2 separate regions of the Mus musculus genome follow, and region 1 is linked to region 2. The links are chromatin loops, found by intact Hi-C in ENCODE. Cell type or tissue: left cerebral cortex. All regions are shown on one strand. Each heading gives the region's core, and the rest is flanking DNA. Links, peaks and the distances in the headings are about the cores only. Region 1 overlaps Nckap1 (NCK-associated protein 1). Region 2 overlaps Dnajc10 (DnaJ heat shock protein family (Hsp40) member C10).

What was found. Hi-C counts contacts between places; a loop is a spot of excess contacts. Peaks named below come from ENCODE experiments on the same cell type or tissue, not always from the same donor. Only the 100,000 strongest peaks of a DNase experiment are listed, where the experiment ranks them.
Region 1: a loop joins it to region 2, with 3 times the contacts of the local background. A loop is called at or near these places in 21 of 42 quality-filtered maps.

Annotation. Positions count from the first base shown.
Region 1 is chr2:80,515,546-80,525,670 of GRCm38, reverse strand. It overlaps Nckap1 (NCK-associated protein 1), which reads left to right. Exons shown (of 31, transcript NM_016965.3): 18 at 1-112; 19 at 994-1,133; 20 at 2,164-2,295; 21 at 5,081-5,299; 22 at 5,702-5,832; 23 at 6,015-6,112; 24 at 7,683-7,776. Among named protein-coding and RNA genes, the nearest start is that of Gm24461, 38 kb to the left of the region's middle. In left cerebral cortex, for the core only: a CTCF peak has its summit at 5,430 (motif pointing right); no DNase peak of the experiment used is centred there.
Region 2 is chr2:80,347,046-80,357,170 of GRCm38, reverse strand. It overlaps Dnajc10 (DnaJ heat shock protein family (Hsp40) member C10), which reads right to left. Exons shown (of 23, transcript NM_024181.2): 19 at 9,774-9,827; 20 at 9,376-9,523; 21 at 7,783-7,902; 22 at 6,438-6,542; 23 at 3,116-4,312. The coding sequence ends at 4,301. Among named protein-coding and RNA genes, the nearest start is that of Dnajc10, 37 kb to the right of the region's middle. In left cerebral cortex, for the core only: no CTCF peak of the experiment used is centred there; a DNase peak (open chromatin) is centred at 4,624.

The DNA.
Region 1 (10,125 bases), core at 2,865-7,864, 170 kb before region 2:
TATAGGAGATCGTAGCCTTTCCCTGTGCAATATGTTCCTGGATGAGATGGCCAAACAAGCTCGAAATCTCATCACCGATATTTGCACAGAACAGTGTACTCTTAGTGACCAGGTAATATTTTAAGTTTTTCAATTATTTCTTCTGTCAGTGTTAAAATTAACCTTAGAAAAACATCTATAGCTCTGCCAGGCGGTGGTGGTGCACACACCTTTAATCCCGACACTTGGGAGGCAGGGGCAGGCAGATCTCTGTGAGTTTGAAGACAGTTTAGTCTACACAGAGAAATCCTATCTTGGAAAAAAGAAAAGAAAAAAAGAAAGAAAACATCTGTGTCTCCATCTGTAAAACCTGCCCGTTTCCCAGATTGCTTGCAATATAAAACTTTCACTCTGGCTTCACTCTCAGAACCCCCTTAACAGCAAAAACTACTGTGTTTTTTTTTTTTTTTTTTTAAGATTAATTAATTTATTTTATGTGTATGAGTACACTGTAGCTGTCTTCAGACTCACCAGAAGAGGGCATCAGATCCCATTACAGATGGTTGTGAGCCACCATGTGGTTGCTGGGAATTGAACTCAGGACCTCTGGAAGAGCAGTCAGTGCTCTTAACCTCTGAGCCATCTCTCCAGCCCCAAACTATTCACTGTCTACTCTATGCTCTATTTTACAGTGTGCCCACTAGATACTGAACAGATCTGGTTTCTTCTTTGTAGGCCATTTACATAGTTATAGTGCCTGTTATATCTCACTCCATAATTGCCTGGTATGTTTTATTTGTCTTTTGAATAATAACTTGAATAAGCCTTAATACTTGAGTAAGTTTCCACCTCTGCCTTGCTGTATAGGGCCTGTGATCTAGATAGGTAAAATGCTCCCTGCATTTCAGCCCTCCTGGTTGCTCCTGGTAGCAACCCAGCCAAGGTAGCCTGCGGCAGTTTATACATTCCGAGAAGTCGGTGCAGCAGTATAACAGCCTTTTTACCCAATTTCAGTTATTGCCGAAGCATTGTGCCAAAACCATCAGTCAAGCAGTGAATAAGAAGTCAAAAAAACAGACGGGCAAGAAAGGGGAACCTGAAAGGGAAAAACCGGGTGTGGAGAGCATGAGGAAAAACAGGCTGGTAGTGACCAAGTAAGCCTTCCTCTTCTCCTGGGGACTCTGTGGGGACTCTTTCCTCGGCGCTGTTAGAACTGAGACGGGGAGAGGAAGTGAGGAGGTTTTATTGTCTAACCCTTACGAAACAAACAAAGCAGAACAGAAATCCTTGTACGTTTATCTGTTAGTACTATGTTCTACAATGCAGACTCACTGTGTCACTGCTGTGACACAGTACCCAGCCAGTGTAATCTAAGACGTTTATTTGGCTCACAGTTTGAGGGTACAGTCCTGGCAGGGGAGACAGGGAGGCTGGGGCCCTGGACTTTGTACCTGCAGCCAGGAAGCTTCCTTCTGACCGTATTCCCTGGGCTCCAGCTTGCTGAGTGACACTGCTTACAGTTACCTCTGTTAGCCCTCACAGACACACACACCCATGGGAGTTAACTAGGTGACTCCATCTGTCAAGTTGACAGTCAGTACTAACCGTCACATAGGTAACAGGTGGTATTGTCTTGATGTACAGAATACTGAAGGCCAAGAGTCTCTCAAATTCTCTGAGGCGCATTTTTAACAACTTCGTGATCCATAAGAATATGTCTGATACCATTATTTGAAAAAATAAATGTGCTAGCTTGTACTCACAGACATTAGTTAGCATTTTGATTGGTGGTTAGGAAAGCAGAGGTGGACAGTAATTGGGTGAATGTTGTTTGTTAAATGTTCTACCTGTTCCTAAGACGAAAAAGCCATTGCCCCTTTATAAACAGTGCCTCTGCTCCATAGCAGATTAACACCACCAGGAGGAAGTTATTGCTGCTGACGGCTGAATAAGCGCCTCTTCTTGTGGTGCTCAGTACATTTATTATTAGCCGAATGTAGAGGGATACAAACGATCCTGCTTAATATTTGCTTGAGTTAGATAGAAACCTTTTGAACTATCAGTTTAAGAATAAAAAAATAAAATTCTGCAGTGTTCTCTGTAAGTCTTGCTATTTTTATGAAATTGATTTGGAAGTACCTGTTATGAACTATCATGTAATTGTTATTTATTACTGTTTTTTAGCCTTGATAAGTTGCACACTGCACTTTCGGAGTTATGCTTCTCCATAAATTATGTTCCAAACATGGCGGTGTGGGAGCACACCTTCACGCCGAGGGAGTATTTGACTTCTCATCTGGAAATCCGGTTCACTAAGTAAGAGAGCACACAGACTGTTGCCACTGCTTCATTTAACAAGCTTGTGTTCGCCACCTGATGCCTATCCAGTACCAACTGTTACTAGCATTTCTGAGGTGAACTGGTGCACTGCATATCGCAGTGGGCCGAGAACCATGTGGAATAGTGAAGTGAGACTTACTGGGCAGCAGGTTCCTGCCCCACACTTACTGCTAGTTACCAACACTGACCATGTCAGCAACTTCCTCCTAAGATTAGTTGTCCTACACAAACAGGGCTTATTAGCGTAGTTTGTCTTCAGGCTTATGGAGGTTAAGTGAGTAAGGCCAGGAGCTCACTAGGATGCGGTCAGTAAAGAGAGCACAGCAAGTGAGTAAGAAAAGATGCAAGCATCGAGCATCATCAAGTGCGTATTAGGCTTTGCCTGAGCACGCCAAGCCATCAGTTCTGAGTAAGGTTTACAGACATTTGTGTGATACTGCAGTAAGGAATAAAAAATTCAGTTCTATGAATGATACTTTAGATTTCTGAAAGTTAACTATTAAGAAAGTGTTTATTACTTAAATTTTAATCTTGGAAATTAATAATTTAATAATAATTTAATCTCAGTATCTGAAAAATTTGCCAAAGGATTTTCAAAGTGTTTATGATCATGAATGAGTAATGTTTCCATTGTTGTACGTGAAACATTGTGGCAAGGAAATAGAATAAAGCTGGAGACTCTAGCTGGTATGACAAGAACACTGCAACAAGAGAACAAAGTAGGACTATATAAAACAACAGTAAATGGAGTATTGAACTAGTAATTGTCAGTGAAGCAGCCAGCGCTGAACAATATCTTTTGTTCCCATTCTTAAGTCAGATACACTGACAGTAAACTTCGGTATTGAGACCCAAGGCACACTCTGCCTTCTGGTCCTTAACACTGTTAGCTGGGGGTGGGGGGGACGGGGACTGCTGGCCAGGGTCTGAGGTTCAGTTTTTGGCTCCTGTGTTTTCCTTTTGTAAATAGTTTGGTTATAATTTATGGGCACGCCAGTGCCCTTTTCTTCCCAAACCTCTTTTAGTGGTTGGGTTAAGTCAGGGAGCAACTTGCTTTGTTTGGGTTTCCTTTGTTTTTTTTTTTTTTTTTTTTTTTTTTTTAAGATTTATTTATTTATTATATGTAAGTACACTATGTAGTTGTCTTCAGACACTCCAGAAGAGGGAGTCAGATCTCGTGATCGGATGGTTGTGAGCCACCATGTGGTTGCTGGGATTTGAACTCCTGACCTTCGGAAGAGCAGTCGGGTGCTCTTACCCACTGAGCCATCTCACCAGCCCCCTCCTTTGTTTTTATTGTTCAGTTTTAGTCTTATTCCTTGGGGCCTAAATACAAGAGTAGTAATTTTCATCTTGAGTTGGCCTATCTGGATGTAGTCCTAGCTGTGGGCTTTGTCTGCTGTGTTAAAGACGCATCTTTAGAAATACAAGTCGAATGCTTATGGGAGTGTCTTAAATCGATAAGGACTGGCAGCTAGGCTCTGTAGGTAAAGGTGCTTGCTGCGAAGCAGGCAGACACTTGGTAGGAGGAGAGAACTGACTTTACAATGTTGTCCTTTAACTTACACACACACACACATAATTTATCAGTGTAATTTAAAAATATTTACTTGTAAATAAATGTAATTTAAGTAAAAATTTTTAAGGGAATAGGAGGGACTGATGCGGAGAAAGATCACTTAGAGAAGTATTTTCAAGCCTGTGTTTCCTGTTAGCTTTATATATACATGGCGAGTAAACGTGCTTTAATGTGCTGTTCAGTGTCATCTTTTTTTTTTAAGATATATTTATTATTATATATAAGTACACTGTAGCTGACTTCAGATGGACCAAAAGAGGGCATCAGATCTCATTACGGATGGTTGTGAGCCAACATGTGGTTGCTGGGATTTTGAACTCACTTCAGAAAAACAGTCAGTGCTCTTACCCTCTGAGCCATCTCGCCAGCCCTGTTCAGTGCCATCTTATTTTAACTGTCAAGTAGTTTGTTGAAGACCAGCATTAAGTCAAACAAACATTTATAGATGCTCATTTATTTTGTCAACTTTAGATCAGGGTGTATGACTTTATAAATGGTTAATTAAACTATTATGTCTAGTTACATATTTACATTCTCTCTAGGTGTTTGAAAACTGCTCATTCTAAACAGACTGCCTCCAAACACTGATTCTTTTTATAGTTTCCTTATGGTTTGAACCTTAGTTTATTTATGAAGTGTTAGTGATGATAACTGCATAGCTATTTTAGTACATACTGGGATTCAGTTCACTCACATAAAATTCAAAAAGCTTCAAGCAGCAGTGCCAAATAAATTTAAGCTTTAGGATAAATATCTCATTGTCCTTGTTACATTAATGGAGTTTTTAAAAGTCCATTTTATGTCTGATCATTGTTAGTAACTTACCTTCTTTGAATGATTTTTAATTGTATTCTTCATCATTTTTAGGTTATGAGATGACAGTAATTTCATGGCTTTATTTAAGAATTAATTTTATCATTACTGCAAAGAGAGGCCCATTGGACTTGCAAACTTTATATGCCCCAGTACAGGGGAACGCCAGGGCCAAAAAGGGGCAGTGGGTGGGTAGGGGATTGGGGGGGGTGGGTATGGGGGACCTTTGGGATAGCATTGAAAATATAAACAAGGAAAATACCTAATTAAAAAAAAAGAATTAATTTTATTGCTTATTTGATATTAGATGTTAGGTTGAGTAGATTGTTTGCACAAGTGAGAAAATCTTATGTCTGTTATTACCTCCAGATCAATTGTTGGAATGACTATGTATAATCAAGCTACACAGGAAATTGCAAAGCCATCAGAGCTTCTAACAAGCGTAAGAGCATATATGACTGTACTCCAGTCCATAGAGAACTATGTGCAGATTGATATCACCAGAGTATTTAATAATGTCCTTCTTCAGCAAACACAACACTTAGACAGCCATGGAGAACCAACCATCACGAGTCTGTATACAAACTGGTAAGGAGCACATTTACAAGCTTTGAAGGATGGAAAGTTTTGTTTTGTAATAAACTCCTTAGGAAAACCATTTTATGGTTAAGTTTTTATATATGAATCTTTTGTCTGCATGTATGTATGTGTACCGTATGTGTTACTGGTTCCCTCAAAGGCCAGAAGAGGGCATCAGATCCCCTGAAACCAGAGTCACAGTTATGAACCAGCATGCATATTCTAGAAAGCAGGCCTTCAGTGTTCTTCCCCGAGCCGCCCTCCCTTCAGCATTATGTACCATTTATTTTATCAGTTAACTTAAAAGTTATATGTAGGGATGTAGACTATAGTAAATACTTGAACAAGCCATTTCTCCTAGTTATAAATTTAGGTTTATAAACCTTTCTTTTTAAAACCTTTTCTTTTTAGGTACTTGGAAACTTTATTAAGACAAGTCAGCAATGGCCATATAGCTTATTTTCCTGCAATGAAAGCATTTGTGAATTTACCCACAGAAAATGAATTAACATTCAATGCAGAGGAATATTCTGATATATCAGGTGAATATTATATGCTAGATCTAGAAAATGAAGAAAGCCTGATTGTTTTACATGGTAACTTAATTTGGCTTGGTTGTTTTGGGTATTAATAATTAGTTTGTAAGCTGGGATAGTCCAGTATATCAGTGTATCTTAATATATTTGCTCTGTCAAGAAACTGAAGTTAATTCATTTCCTTTCAGAAATGAGATCATTATCAGAGCTCCTAGGCCCATATGGGATGAAGTTCCTGAGTGAGAGCCTTATGTGGCACATTTCATCACAAGTAGCTGAACTTAAGGTACAGTCTTCACCACCCACCCTGCTGTCCTGGTTTGCAGTGTTGGGGTTTGGACCTCTGGCCTCTCACATGGTAGGCAGGTGCTCTACCACTAGCTTCATCTCTAGCCTTTTTCTCATTTTTTATTATGAAACAGGATCTTGTTAATTTCCCAGGCTGGCCTCAAAACTTCTGCACCAGCCTCTCAAATAGCTAGCATTTTGAATATAGGCTGCTCTACATGGCTTTAATTTACCCTTTAAACATTCATTCTTGTAAAACATTTCAGGAATGTGAAAATACCTAGAATTTAAATTAGCCTGACAAGAAAGTACTAGCACATAAGTGAAGTTAAAGCAATACAGGGCCTCTCAATGACATTTGGTTTAGTTGCAGGTAAGACAACAAAGAGGCCAGAGTGGTGAATTAATTTGTACAACTGATGGGTGTTCAGATGCTCAGTGTCCTTAAGCCTTTATCTGTTGCATAATGATGCTTGTATTTGCTTATGTCCAAATTCTCGCCCAAGCTGTTTGTTCCCATTTATTATTTGAATATATTGCTTTCCACATTACCACAGATTGTAACATGAGCATTCTTAGTTTATTGGGCAGTATTAGAGATTGAGTGCAGGGCCTCTCATGTGATAGGCAAGTGCTCTACCACAAGCCACATACCTGGTTTCTTAGTTAGGGTTGCTATTGCTATGAAGAAACACCATAAGCAAAGGCAAGTTGCAGAGGAAAGAGTTTATTTGGCATATGCTTTCACATCATAATCTATCACCGAAGGAAGGCAAGACAAGAGCTCAAGCAGGGCAGGAACCTGGGAACAGGAGCTGATGCAGAGTCCATGGAGGTCTGCTGTTCACTGGCTTGCTCAGCCTGTTTTCTTAGAAAATCATCAGCCCACGTATGGCTTCACCCATCACTCACTAATGAAGAAAATGTCCTAGAGCCAGATCTTTTGGAAGCACTTTCTGAATGAGGTTCTCTCATTTAAGATGACTCTAGCGTGTGTCAAGTTGACATAAAACTAGCCAGCAAACCTAGTATGTTTCATCTTAAACCCTTTAAGCTGGTTGAAAATATCTTTGGACTGCTTCATGATTAAGTAAATATAATAATGGCAGCAACATTTTAAATTACCATTTTTATCATTTTAGGAATATGTCAGTGCTAAGATAAATTATATTGAATAAGAACACACACACACATTTGTATGTATTTATAAAACGACTGTACATTTTGAGAGAATTTTAATTTGGGTCACAAAACCTCTTGGAACTTGACAGACTAGAAGAGTCATGTTTAAATACTGTAGTGTGTCTGAGTATGTGGTGGTCCTTACTCTTGCTTCTTACTCTGCTGAAGTTTCCTGACCTCTTCGTGAATTGGAAACCGAAAGGAAAATATTAGTCTTACATAAGTCATTTTGAGATTCTTTTATTAAAACAATTGTATAGCATGATCCTCTGGACTTAATGAATTTTTTTTTTTTGTCTTTCAAATGGTAACTTGCAAGCAACTACATGAGTCATTAGAACAAAGATCCGTGCCTGACCTGGGCTCCTGTCTTTTTTTTTTTTTAGAAACTTGTGGTGGAGAATGTTGATGTTCTAACACAAATGAGGACCAGCTTTGACAAACCAGACCAGATGGCTGCACTCTTTAAAAGATTATCATGTAGGTTACCCATAGTACTTTTTATAAACATTCAAAAGATCTAACATGCAATATGTAATTTCTACCCAAAATTTGTAACATAAATGCAAGTGACAAACTATGAAAAGTGCTCTTTAGCATATGAAGAGATATAGCAAAAAATACTAGTCACAGGGTCTTTCCAGTGTACATCTACTCCATTCACTCACTCATTCATTCATTCATTCATTCTCCAGGTGGCAGGGTCTCGACCCAGTCAGGCCTTAAACTCACAACTGTCTGCCTGCCTCTGCTTTTTGAGTTGCTAGGATTAGAAATGTGTACCACTACACCAACTTTACTTCAGATATGCTTGACTACAGTTTTTTTTTTTTAATACATGACAGTTACTAGCAAATATTACCTGTAATGAGTTCTTCAGCCTACTAACTATATTAAGTCTACATTAATTCCATTAAGAGATAATTAACTTCCGAGTCTGTAACTTTCTAAAACTCATTTCCCGACGTGGCCAGACACCGAGGAAAGGCTACAGTATATGTTGACAGGATTTAGATCTGTAACCGTGGCCCCAGTCAGCAGCTCTGTCCTCTCAGGAACGCCTCCCTCTGTTGTCTTCTCCCTACTCTTAAACTCACACACGTTCCTGCCACCACAGAGCAGGCTCGGGATTGCTTCTGTCACTTAGCATGCTTCTCAGATTCTTCGGTTTGTGGTGGCCACTGGATTAATAATTTGTTCCCTCTTTTTTTCTTTTCTATTTTTTTTCTTTTTTACTAATTAGTATTCTACTGCATGAAAACCTAAGCCTGTCACGTACATCTTTAACTTTTATTTAAATGTCTTCTTGAAAATGATGCTGCAGTTATACTTGACTCATAATGGTAAAGGTCTTTCTAGCACTAAAAACTTAAGAAATCCAAAATAATCTGTATTGGAGAAAGGCAGAGTGTGCTAATTACTCTACTCAAACCCTGGGGGTGGGGCAGTCTGACAGGGGCTCTCTCAGTCAGTGTGTGTGCACTTGACATGTGCAAGGCCATGGCCACTTCTCCTACGTAGTGAATCTGAAAGTCTCAGTCATTGGACACATAGCGTGGATTTAATATACTTTACCACCTGATACTTTCTTTTCAAATGCTTAGAGAATCACTTTATTGTTTTTCTTCTATTTTTAAAACCTCATTTAATAAAAATTACCATAAAATTAGTGCTACAAAACACCAAAGATGGTCTTGTAAACCACAGTAGTTGCCAGGACTTAAGAAGGAAGCAGTATGGAGTTTGGGGTATGATGCAGCTGTTTACCATGGAGGCAGTATTGGTATCAGATATATATGTTATAATTTCATACAACTATAGACCAAGATGGGGAGTGGGAAGCTGAGTTTATTGTGTGGTTGTTTTAAAAAGAAAGATCAACTTTACAGTTACAGGAGAAAAGCATTTTCATCTTTAATTTTTATTATTTTGCTATTTCGGTGTTTTCTTTCTTCTTCGTTGTTTTGTTTCTTCCATTTTCTGGAGTCAGCTGACCATGACCTACTACTAGCCTTGGCTGTACTGGACTTTCCTATAATACGCAGGGTTTTGCTTGGACCTTGTCATTTGAAGGAATTACTACACTGAAAGGTTTAATAGCCCAGTCTTTAATTCACTGTCCCTTAACAAGGTTATGTATGATTACACTTTGTATATAATAAGACTTTGGGATTTGTTAAAACTAAAATTTAAAGTGTTGAATCATTGTGACCCATATTTATAAAATTAGCCTTAAAATAAAATATATTAAGCCTATTTTGTTTCATTAGGAAAAGAAAAGATGTGCTTGATTGAGAGAGGCCTCTTCAGGGCAGAAGGCTATTCTGTGAGGTGAAGCGCTCTGACCACCTCCTCTCATGCTCTCTTCACCCCATAGCCAGAAAGCCAGATGTTGGATTTAGAATCAGCAAGTCATGCTTTCAGGAGACAAGGCATTATGTCTTATTAAAAGTGGCTCTGAATTTGGGGTCAGTATGGAATTGGTTTTCACTTGAAGGCTTCTGTATCACTCAAATCTCATAGTGTACCCCAGTCCTTACTTCCTGTCCTCAGACGATCTCTCTTGGAGCCAGACCGTCACCTGACTCCAGACCACTATCTTCTAGCTTTCTGCCATGATGCTTTGTTCATTCACTTTCGTCCTCCTGGCACCATGTCTGAGCCTGCATACTGCAGCAGAGCATGAGTTAGGACGGTGGTCTCACTGCTTTGGAGCTCTGTGTCCTGACTGTACCTAGCCTGTGACACAGTGCGCCTTTCCATTGCTGGTCTCCTGTCGCTCACGGAAACCTGATCACTCTTCTGTTTATCCTTTTAGAAATTTTGGCT
Region 2 (10,125 bases), core at 1,868-6,867:
TGACTGTTGTAAATCTTGGGAAGTGACAGATGTTAATGTGGTTGCGCTCTTCGTCAATGGGAGTCTGCTTTGCTTCATGGCATGGACAGAGTGTAGCACGCTACAGTAGCTGTGTGCCTGTGTGCTGTTACATGTTAGTCATGTTACAGCAGATCACAAACGTCAGCTTGTTTACAATTTCACAGTCAACACTTGATATTCAGGGTCCTTTTAGCTAGAAAACAATGCAAACGAGGGGCCTGACTCCACAGAACTGCCTGAAGTAGAAAAGACTATCCCCCCCCCCCCCCCATAGGTGGAATGAAGTCTCTTCTTGTTTTTCACTGCCACCTACTGGAGCCTGATGTTTCTAATAAAAACCCACAGGGAAGCCTGTTAGAGGAAGGAAAAAGGTTAGGAAAATGGAGAAAGTGTTTTTCAAAGGAGTAGGTGTGGCTTCATAGGCAAAGATACATTCGATTTTCTAATAAACATCGTAAAAACACCGATCACAATACTGTTAGGCATTGTGAGGGGGGTACTAATTAAACAGCAACCATCACTGATATACATTTTTTTTTTGGTGGCATTTGCACTTTTCTGGGCATGGCAATTATATATGTGGTATACAGTGCTCCATTCTCCTGTCCAAGCAGTAAGCTTTCCTGTGTGTCGGTTTCCTGCCCTTTAGTCCACCGAAGTGTATTGCAGACTTAAAAAAAGACTATTTACTTTGTGTTTGTATTTGTGTGTGGGCATGCACGTGCCATGGCACACACAGGGAGGCCAGAAGTCACCATAAGGGAGTCAGTTCTTTCCTTCTACCACGTGGGTCCTGGGGATTGAACTCAGGTTGTGGGGGTAGGGATGGGGAGCTGGGGGTGGGGGATAGGTTCAAAGCAGGTGCCTTTAACTCCTCAAAACCACCACACCTGCTCTCATTTAGGGCACTTTATCCACATCACTGCCAAGGAACCAAAAGAAACACTATTTGACCGGCCGTTCTTTTTTACTTCTCTTGGTCTCCCTCCCTTTGGTTTGCGGTGGCACAGTGGCCACTTCTGCTGCTTCTTCTCTTTGGTTTGCGGTGGCACAGTGGCCACTTCTGCTCTTCTAGAGGCCTTACTTTTCACAAGAAAGAAAGACGTGGTATTTCTTTGTGCCTGGCTTACTTCACTTAGTAGAGTGAACTCCACTTCTCCGCGTGTTGCTTTCAACAGCCGAATGATGTTCTGTCAAGTGCCATGATGCTTATATTCCTTGGTGATGACAGCCACTAAAACAGGTAGACGCTATGTGCCACTGTGATCTCTGGTTTTGGGTTGCATTTCAGTAGTGAGGCTGAGCAGTTCTTACTGTTGACTACACAGACAGGTCATATTTTCATCCTGCTTTGAATTTTTCTTTACAATCTGGACATTAGTGAAATACTTCACAGATAAAGCTTGCACTTCCATATGCTATACTGTTTTCTCTCAATTATTTCCTTTGCTATACAGCTTTTTAGTAGAATATAGTTTCATCTATTTGTGCCCATGCCTTTGGTGTCTTTATTTAAAAAGTCATTGCTATACTACTATCTTGAAGTGTTCCCTCTATATTTCCTGATAGTAATTACAAAATCTGAGGCTACTTCTGCATGTGTATTCAGTTTTGCTAGGACATAATGGAGACATTCTTCTCTCCACTGTATGCTCTCAGAGTCTTGGTGAAAACCAGTTGTCCATATGAGTAGTTTAATTTCAGGGACCTCTCTTCCAATGACCTGACAGTTTTTAACGTTGGCAGAATGCTGTTCTCGTTACTGTGACTTAATAGTATATTTTGAAGTCTGGTTTTGTCGTATTTTCCAGTTTCTTCTCTCACCAAGTCACTCTGGTTATTCTGGGTTTTTTACCCCCCTTCTCAGTGTGACATGTATTTTAGGGGTTTTACTTCTATTTTTATGATGAACTATTTCTATTTGGACCATCTCATATGAAATTATAATTTACTCAATAACTCTTACCATAAATTATTAGCACAGTAGTTTGAATTAAAATTAGAATACTCTTGCAGTTAATTAAAATATCCATGCAGAGCTGGGCATAAAGCCAGGCTCTAAGCTCTGATATGGCAGGAATTGTAAAGGCATGGCTGGAGGGCAGGCAGAGCACAGAAGAGCAGGGGCACAAGTACACTACCATCTCACCTGGCTTCAGCTGGGTTCTCAGATCCTGAAGCTTGCATGGCCAAGTGCTTCACCCAATGAACCATCTCCCCAGTCCCTGTAGCAGTATACTCTCGACTAAAAAGATATTAAGGAACCAAGTATCCAAAACAAGTTCTAATTGGCTGTACACAGCCTGTCTCCTAGGATTTGCTCTGCTCTGCTAGGAGGAGCTGCACAGAGAAATAGTATTGCTTCAGTGTACACGTGATACTCCTTAGAGGTGTTCCATTTAAATATCAACCTGCCAGCCATCTGCTGTGAATGCACAATATGAATCTGAGGTCAGCTACTGAATAATTATCCGAGTTACCTAACCCCATGTCCAGCAGCAGGTCCTATGTTCAGCGCACATTCCATAGACATACAGCTTAAGCAAAAGTAACAGCTACTGTTTAATGTACTGCCTGTAAAATGTTTACCAGCAAGTACAGGAAGTAATTATAGGTAGGCACTGAGTAGCTAGCTATCCACTATTTATGACTGTGACAGGAGGGTAGTCTGTGGGCTCCCTTCGTGCACCCCTCTGTTGCCCAGTTCAGTAGTGTGCAAGTAACTAGTTCACTAAATTAGAATACTTTTACTAAGTAAGACTTCTTTGGGCATTCCACTTGTGGAATTTTGCATAAACAAGCTAGTTTTAAAGGAAATTCTAGGCTGTCAAAGTTAAATAAATGAAAGGCTTTTGCCGTTACCTGTCATGATTCAGAGTTCGTTAGGAACGGTAAGGCTCATGTGTGCTCACATGTACAGCAGAGCCCGAGTCAGGGAGTTAAAATGTAATAAAACACAGGAGAATCTGAATGAGGTAGAAAGGAAACTAATGCACACTGCTTTCCCTAGCACAAACCTATGGCATAGCCTTTATGAAGACAAGACTAGGGAGCAGGGAAAGTGATAAAATCTTCCAAACACAACAATCATCTTCAAAAGAATTTTAGAAAAAATAATTTGACTTTATTCACTGGCATCCTCTGACCACCCCACACACCGGGAGAGAACTGAACTAGAGGTCACTCTGTTTTTGGAGTTGCAGCAGGGACCTGTGACCCTCTGAGTCTAAACAACTGAGAAATGGGAAGAGTCCATTGTGTGCTTGATTTTAGTAAAAAGTACTTCAGTTGTTATGGAAACTTTACTGAAAAAGACAATAATTGAAAAACAGCATCATCATGAGCCAATTAAAATAAATCTAAAATTACTGTTCCTATTGGAATAGTGAATATTGGACAGAAGGAAAAACCACGGCTACAGGGGAAAAAATAATCAACATGAGTGATCAAAACAGAGAACCCAGAAGGGAAATATGTCAATATCAGGAAGACACGTGAAACAAAACCAACAAAACCATCAGTAGGAACATTTATGAAAGCAAATAAATGAAGGTGTACATACTAAACACAGGCTTAGACCTGTGACAGCCACACAGCCCATCAACTGCTGTAAATACTTCTTCTTACCTTGTTCCTGGGACAGCAGCTTACAGGATTTTTACACTTACTGTTGTGATAAATTAAGAACTCTTCAACTCTTACAAGAAAGCCTCTGTCTATACAGTAGTACATAGTAGGAAAAATGGGTAATTTTTATTTTCCTATGTGGTGAAAATAGTCAAAATAAAATATATGGTCATAGACAGAATTAGAAGAGGTGACTGAAAAGCAAGTCAGTTCTTTTCAAGCGCATCAGAAATTTACAAGTGAAAACCCAAGTCTACTTTGTACAGTCTGAAGGTAACAGAGCCACGTGCAGGGCCAGGTGTCCAAACATCAGTTCTGGGGTCAGCAAACTAGTCCCTGGGCTGGACTTGGCCTGTGGAGTATTTCTATATGGCCCTGAGCTAAGACTGATGTGTGTATTTCTAAAAGGATTAACAACAACAACAAAGACACAACACAGAACCATATGTGGACTGCAGTCTCAGATGGCGCTGCCTGGCTCTCCAGGAAGCATGTGCAGCCCACAGTGCCGCACAGGAGCTCTGTGTACACAGGCAACTGCGAGGCCCAGGTCACGTGCATCTGCTTCCTCAGGAGCATCGTCACTTGGGAAAGGGATCTTTTGATGCCGTTCTCCAGATTCTTTTCCTTACATGCTTTTTCTTCAACACCATCAAAGCTCATCCTGCATGCATGTAAAGGTGAGCAAAAGAGAAAGGTATTATAAGGTAATCAGTATTTTACTTTCTTACACATACTCAATGTTCTTACTGAAGAGAATATCACAAAACACTCTTTGCTCAATAACAGCTGATGTGCCAGTTTTCACCTGCACACAGTAGGTATTGTCACACCTACTGGTGTGTCATCCTGTGTGAGATGGTTTCTACCGTCACCTTGACGGGCTCTCTGGGAATCCCGTGGGGCGTGAGCTGGGGAGACGGTGCCACTTCCTAGCAGGGGAGGACTGTAAGATGGAGGAGGGCACTGAGCAGCAGCAGCAGCAGGCGCTCAAGCTTCCTGCCTGGGTGACGTCACTAGCCGCTTCAGCACCTGCCTCTCGACTTCCTCGCTAGGTGAATGCGCTGTGCTCTCGAACTGTGAGTCAGAACCATTTTTATCCTAAGTTGCTTCTGTCAGAATATTTTACACAGTGACAGAAAAGGTATTAAGACACTAAGTGGTAATATGATACGTTCTTTATCTTAATTTCAGTTATAGTATTTTGGTTTATGAGTAGTAACACACTTTAAAATATTTAGCTTAGGTAAAACCGTAAGTTCTAAAATAACTTGAAAAGATTAAAATAACTCAAACACTAGAAAAATCTACTTGCTAAGAAGACATGGATTCCCATCTCCTCTACCCCTTAGCCGTGGACAAATGTTTGGGAAATATTTCCCCACTTAGGGCTCCCCTTCACTACTATACACAAGTAGGTTCTAGGAAGGCCGAGACTCCGCAGAGACTGTGCTATGCTGACTGTATTAAATTCTACGCAGCAGCTCCCACGCTCCTGGAGTCTGCTCCTCTGCAGGCTGAGAGCAGACTTAAGAGAGATCAAACGAATCGGCTACAGAAGAGCAACAGGAAGGAGCCTGCAGTGATGATGAACAGATAAAAATTCAGGAACAACAGGATTCAGGTTTAAACATAGTCCACCTATACCAAGCGCAAAGGAAACTTTGCTTTCCAAAATATGTTCAGGTTCTAGAATATTTACTACTAGTAATTCAGTATTTTATTTACACTAAACAACATTTAAATAACTATTAACCATATCACTATTATAAATAACATTACCATATATACACATATAAATGTATATGTATATATGTATATTAATATATATATTTAAAATGTTTTGGAGACGGGACTCCTACCTAGCAGAGATCTGCCTGTCTCTACCTCCAAGCGCTGAGATTACAGATGTGCACCACCAAACCCAGCTTGTGTATGTCACATATTAAAAATAGAAAATCTGCAATGAAGTCCAGGGTATACGCAGAGCTATACAACCACTTTCCAAACATTTCCTGTACTTCAGAGCCAGATTCCTTCACACTCTCAAGTAGTCATTGCAATTTCTACTCTCACCCTGTCTCGGCAGCCATTAACCTGCTTTGTGAACATTTTACATATATAGGACCAAGCTACCCACCCACCAATCCATCCACCCACCCACCCACCCATCCATCCATCCATCCATCCATCCATCCATCCATCCATCCATCCATCCATTCTTTCTTTTTCCTTCAGAGACTGGGTTTCTCAGTGTAATAGCCCTGGCTGTCCTGGAACTTGCTCTATAGACAGACCAGGGTGTATCAGATCTATACATCTCCCAACTCTCAGACACCCCCCTGCCTTCACATTCCAAGTGCTGGGGTTATAGGCGCGCGCCACCACTACCTGGTTTACTAATCATTTTTTTTCTTCAAAAATTTACCATGAAGTATGGATGCATTCTTCATTTTTTACCTTAAAGACTCTACAGGCAGCATCAATGTGCCACATTTTGCTTATCCACTTCGTTGGAGGCTGGCTGTCTTTCCCTATTTTGCTGTATGAGTGATGTTGTTATATACACTGGAGTCCCAGTTTTTTTTTTTTTTTAAATGAAAGAAACTTGATAATTTTTGTTAACTGGTGAGCATACAAATTTCCAAGCATTTCATCATCTAGAGTCTATAATGTCGGCTGTTATAGTTCTCCAAAATGAGTATGTCTTTGAATATTCATTTCTGAGTGGCATGCACACCATGAACACATCTTGGCAATCTGCCTGTCACTTGAAGGCTTAGTCTTACCTTATTTCTTTTTACTTGGCTTTGGAGCGTTTCCAATTTTCCATAAATTAAGGCAGCAATAGTTTTTGCATCTCTGGAATTTATTTGCTCTTCCCAAATACTTTTCTAAAATTAAAAACACTCATGTTATCTTTTAAGTACATAAATCAAAACATGACATTTCCACACAAGAAGCTTGCTTCCTTATACCTTAGTTTTTTGTTCTAATGCTGTTTAACTTTCCTGTTTCTTCAAGAGCATAATGCTACAAAAGTAGTTAACCCACACTAGAAAGAATACTACTTGCAGCATTAGCAGAGCACAAAGTGATTTCTAGGAAAACACATCACTGACTTCAAAGACTCTTATGTGGTGTGGTGGTGGTGGAGGGCATGTGTATGACAGAGTGACCCAGCAGCAGCTTGGCAGTAGAGCATTGCCCTTGTGTGTTTAGCCTTCAGTACTACAAAGTAAAAACCATGAAGACGAGTAAGCCATCAGCTCACATCCCAGTTTTTATTTCTTATAAAGTATCTTAAGACAAAATGTGTCTTCATTTATCTTTAAAGGACCAATAATCTTGCTGAAATATCATAGTTCTGTTCAAAAGCATAGTAATATACCTGGGAAGACTGGACAGTCTTAGGTGCTTTCTGTTAACAACTATATCAGCTGAAAGATGCAACTTTTCAAACCAGACTCTGATTTGTTGAGACCTTCCTTGGTAGAGCTCTGGTTTCTTTCACTGAAAACCCAACCCACCCAGGCACTGTGGAGCATGAAACCCTAACACTCAGAGGCAGATGGATCTATCTGAGAGGCCAATGCTAGCTGGCTCTACAAAGCAAGTTACATAACACAAACCAAAATCAAACCTAACCAACAAAGAAAAAAAAGCATATTGGTAGTAGTGCCTCCAAACAATTATAACCAAAGCAAAAGACTCCACTTGTTATCTAAGCTTTTAGTAAGCATCCCTCAAAAAATGCTGTTACTAAGTGTATTTCAAAGGTATTTACAAACTAATTTCTTAAGAAGAAAATATTTAAAAAACAATTACTATATTAAAAAGTAGAAAATATAAAACTGCATAGAAAATAATAACTTTGAATTGTATAACCCAGATATAACATATATTTGGTTGTATTTTTTTGTATTCATGGAGCACAAAGTCTATAAGGCAACTGAAACCACACAGACCAGAAAATCTTTTAGAATACCTTGGTACACCAGAAAAGAAGATGTCTCAGTAAAAAATATTTTTAAAAGATGAAGGGAGAAACTGGAAAGTAGAGAAACTCTTCCTCCCATATAATGCTCTAGGCTTGGCCTGCTGAAGGAAGGCGGAGTCAGAGCCTGCACACACCTTTGCTCTCTCGTACTGGTACAGTTTGACACTGGGGTAGGCTTTGATGCCGGCTTTCTGGCACGTCTGGGGGTAAGCCTGACAGTCCACTTTCCCGGCTCTCACTTTTCCTTTGATCATCTGAAAAACAAAACAAAATGAATTAACAGATCTTGCCACTTTCCAACATATTTCAAATATTTATATATTTATATAAAGTTTTTTTACTTTTAAAACTCGAGTTTTAATTCTTTGTATTCACACCAGATTGTTTCTACTTTTTTCCAAGCCCTTTAAGCTTCCACTGGCTGCCATTTGTCTAACATAAACAGCCACTTCTTCACGGGTACCTGGAGACTGTAACTCTGACCTCCCTAACTGTCCACTCACCGCACTTTGCCCACCACAGCCAAACATCTGTCTTTAATCCTAAGTGACATTCTTAATTGGGTGAACGGCTGAGCACACCACTTAGATTGTCTAGGTCAGAGATTCAGTCTTCCTAGAGCAGGGCGAGCCTTGCTCTTTTCGTGCCTTTGCAGATGGTCACAAAGGGGCTTCTCTGCAGAGCAGTGTTTCCTGTCATCGGCAGCATGCAGCCTGTCTCTGCTATATGGGTGTTCACCCTCCCTCATCGTCTATGAATGCGGTATTCTTTCCACTGATATATGTCAGCATTCTAACACAAGAACAGCTTTAAAGTCACTAGTGACTTGAGTTTGAGTTAACCAAATAGACAATTACCGGACTTCTTCCTGTGTGCTTTACGCTGCTGTCCACGCCTGCCTCCTGTCTTTCCTGACAGCATTTACAGGCCCTCCAGCCCCATCCTTTCCCAGAACAGGGAGCTCGTTGTTTACCTTCAGGTCACTCCATCCCACTCGTCCCATCTTTGGGTGTTTCCATGGTCACCAGTCTCTTAGTGAGATCTTCTATAACCCCATGCTGAAGAATCTTCCCTTCATTTGGTAATCTACTGACAAAGGGAACTGCCCTTTGTGAGCGCCTCAGGAGCACCTATACATAAAGTATCTGTCTTTTCCCTCTATGGTCCTTCAAGGCAGGAGCTAGCTGTACCCTCAGTTTCCTTTGCTTCGCCTATCTCTCACAAACATAAAGTTCTGCTTGTCCTTGTGGCTGTCGTGTGTCTGCCTTCTTTCTACCATCACTTTCCTCTACTGACTTATGGGAACCTCTCCAGCTCTAGGACAAGGAAAGCGTCTTTGCTTCCTCTGGTTTCTATGGCTACTGAAATAAACAAACAGGGAGACTAACTTAAGTTAGCAATTCAACTACAGGAATAACAATGTGCACATACACAAACACACACTCGGACCCTTGTAATCTGTCACTAAATACTTTTAATACTAGCAATTTCAAGGAAAGGGCAAGCAGTTTGAGGCTGGCCTGGTCTGCACAGGGGATTTCCAGTCAGCCAGGGTTATAAAGAGAAACCTGCCTCAAGAAAGACAGATAATAATTATAGAAACACATTTTTTAAATTGAGAGATATTTTTAAGAACTAAATTAAGAATTAGTTTACAATGTTTTAACCAATTGTTAAAACAAACACACATGTGTGTACAATTTATTTAACTAGACAACAATACTTACCCTAGCCAAGAGTTCAAACTCAGGAGCAAAATTCTGGCAAGGTCCACACCAAGGAGCATAGAAATCAACCACCCAGTGAGTTTTCCCTTGTAGAACTTTTTCATTGAAAGTCTGAGGTGTTAAATCTATGGATGCTTGGGGCAAAAATCTGCAGTAAGAGAATCAAACATTTTTTATTATACAAAAGCAAAGTAAGCATTCTACAGCAATACTGTAAGCATTACTGTAAGCATTACATACAGCAACACTGTAAGCATTCCTAAGTTAGAAATGGTTCAACCCTTGATAAATGCCATCCTTTTCCAAGTATTTTTGATGCCAGAATCCTTACTACATACACGAGAAGATAAAGAGCTGCAAATCAGTGTTAGACATCAACATGCACTTGAATCACTCACCCAAGACCCCAGCTTCTCAGGGAATACGCATCCCTATTCCAGCCATTGTAACTACTGAAAGAGGAAAAAAAAAAAAAATCAAGCTGTAAATAGTATTTCTATTACTGCATATGGTCAAGAAACAGTCTTACTGTAGGAATTAAAATAAAAATAGCTCTTGACTGGTTAATGTCACCTCCTATCTCTTTCCACAAAGTAAATAAGAGTTATATGACTTAAAATATATTTTTCTGTGTCTCTGTTCCTTTCCCCACCCTTAACTACTCAGGACTATACTTGCTTTTTGTGATTTCCCCATAGTAGACTCTTTTAGCTTTTACAGAGAAACCCATGGCTCAATTTTCACTTAATT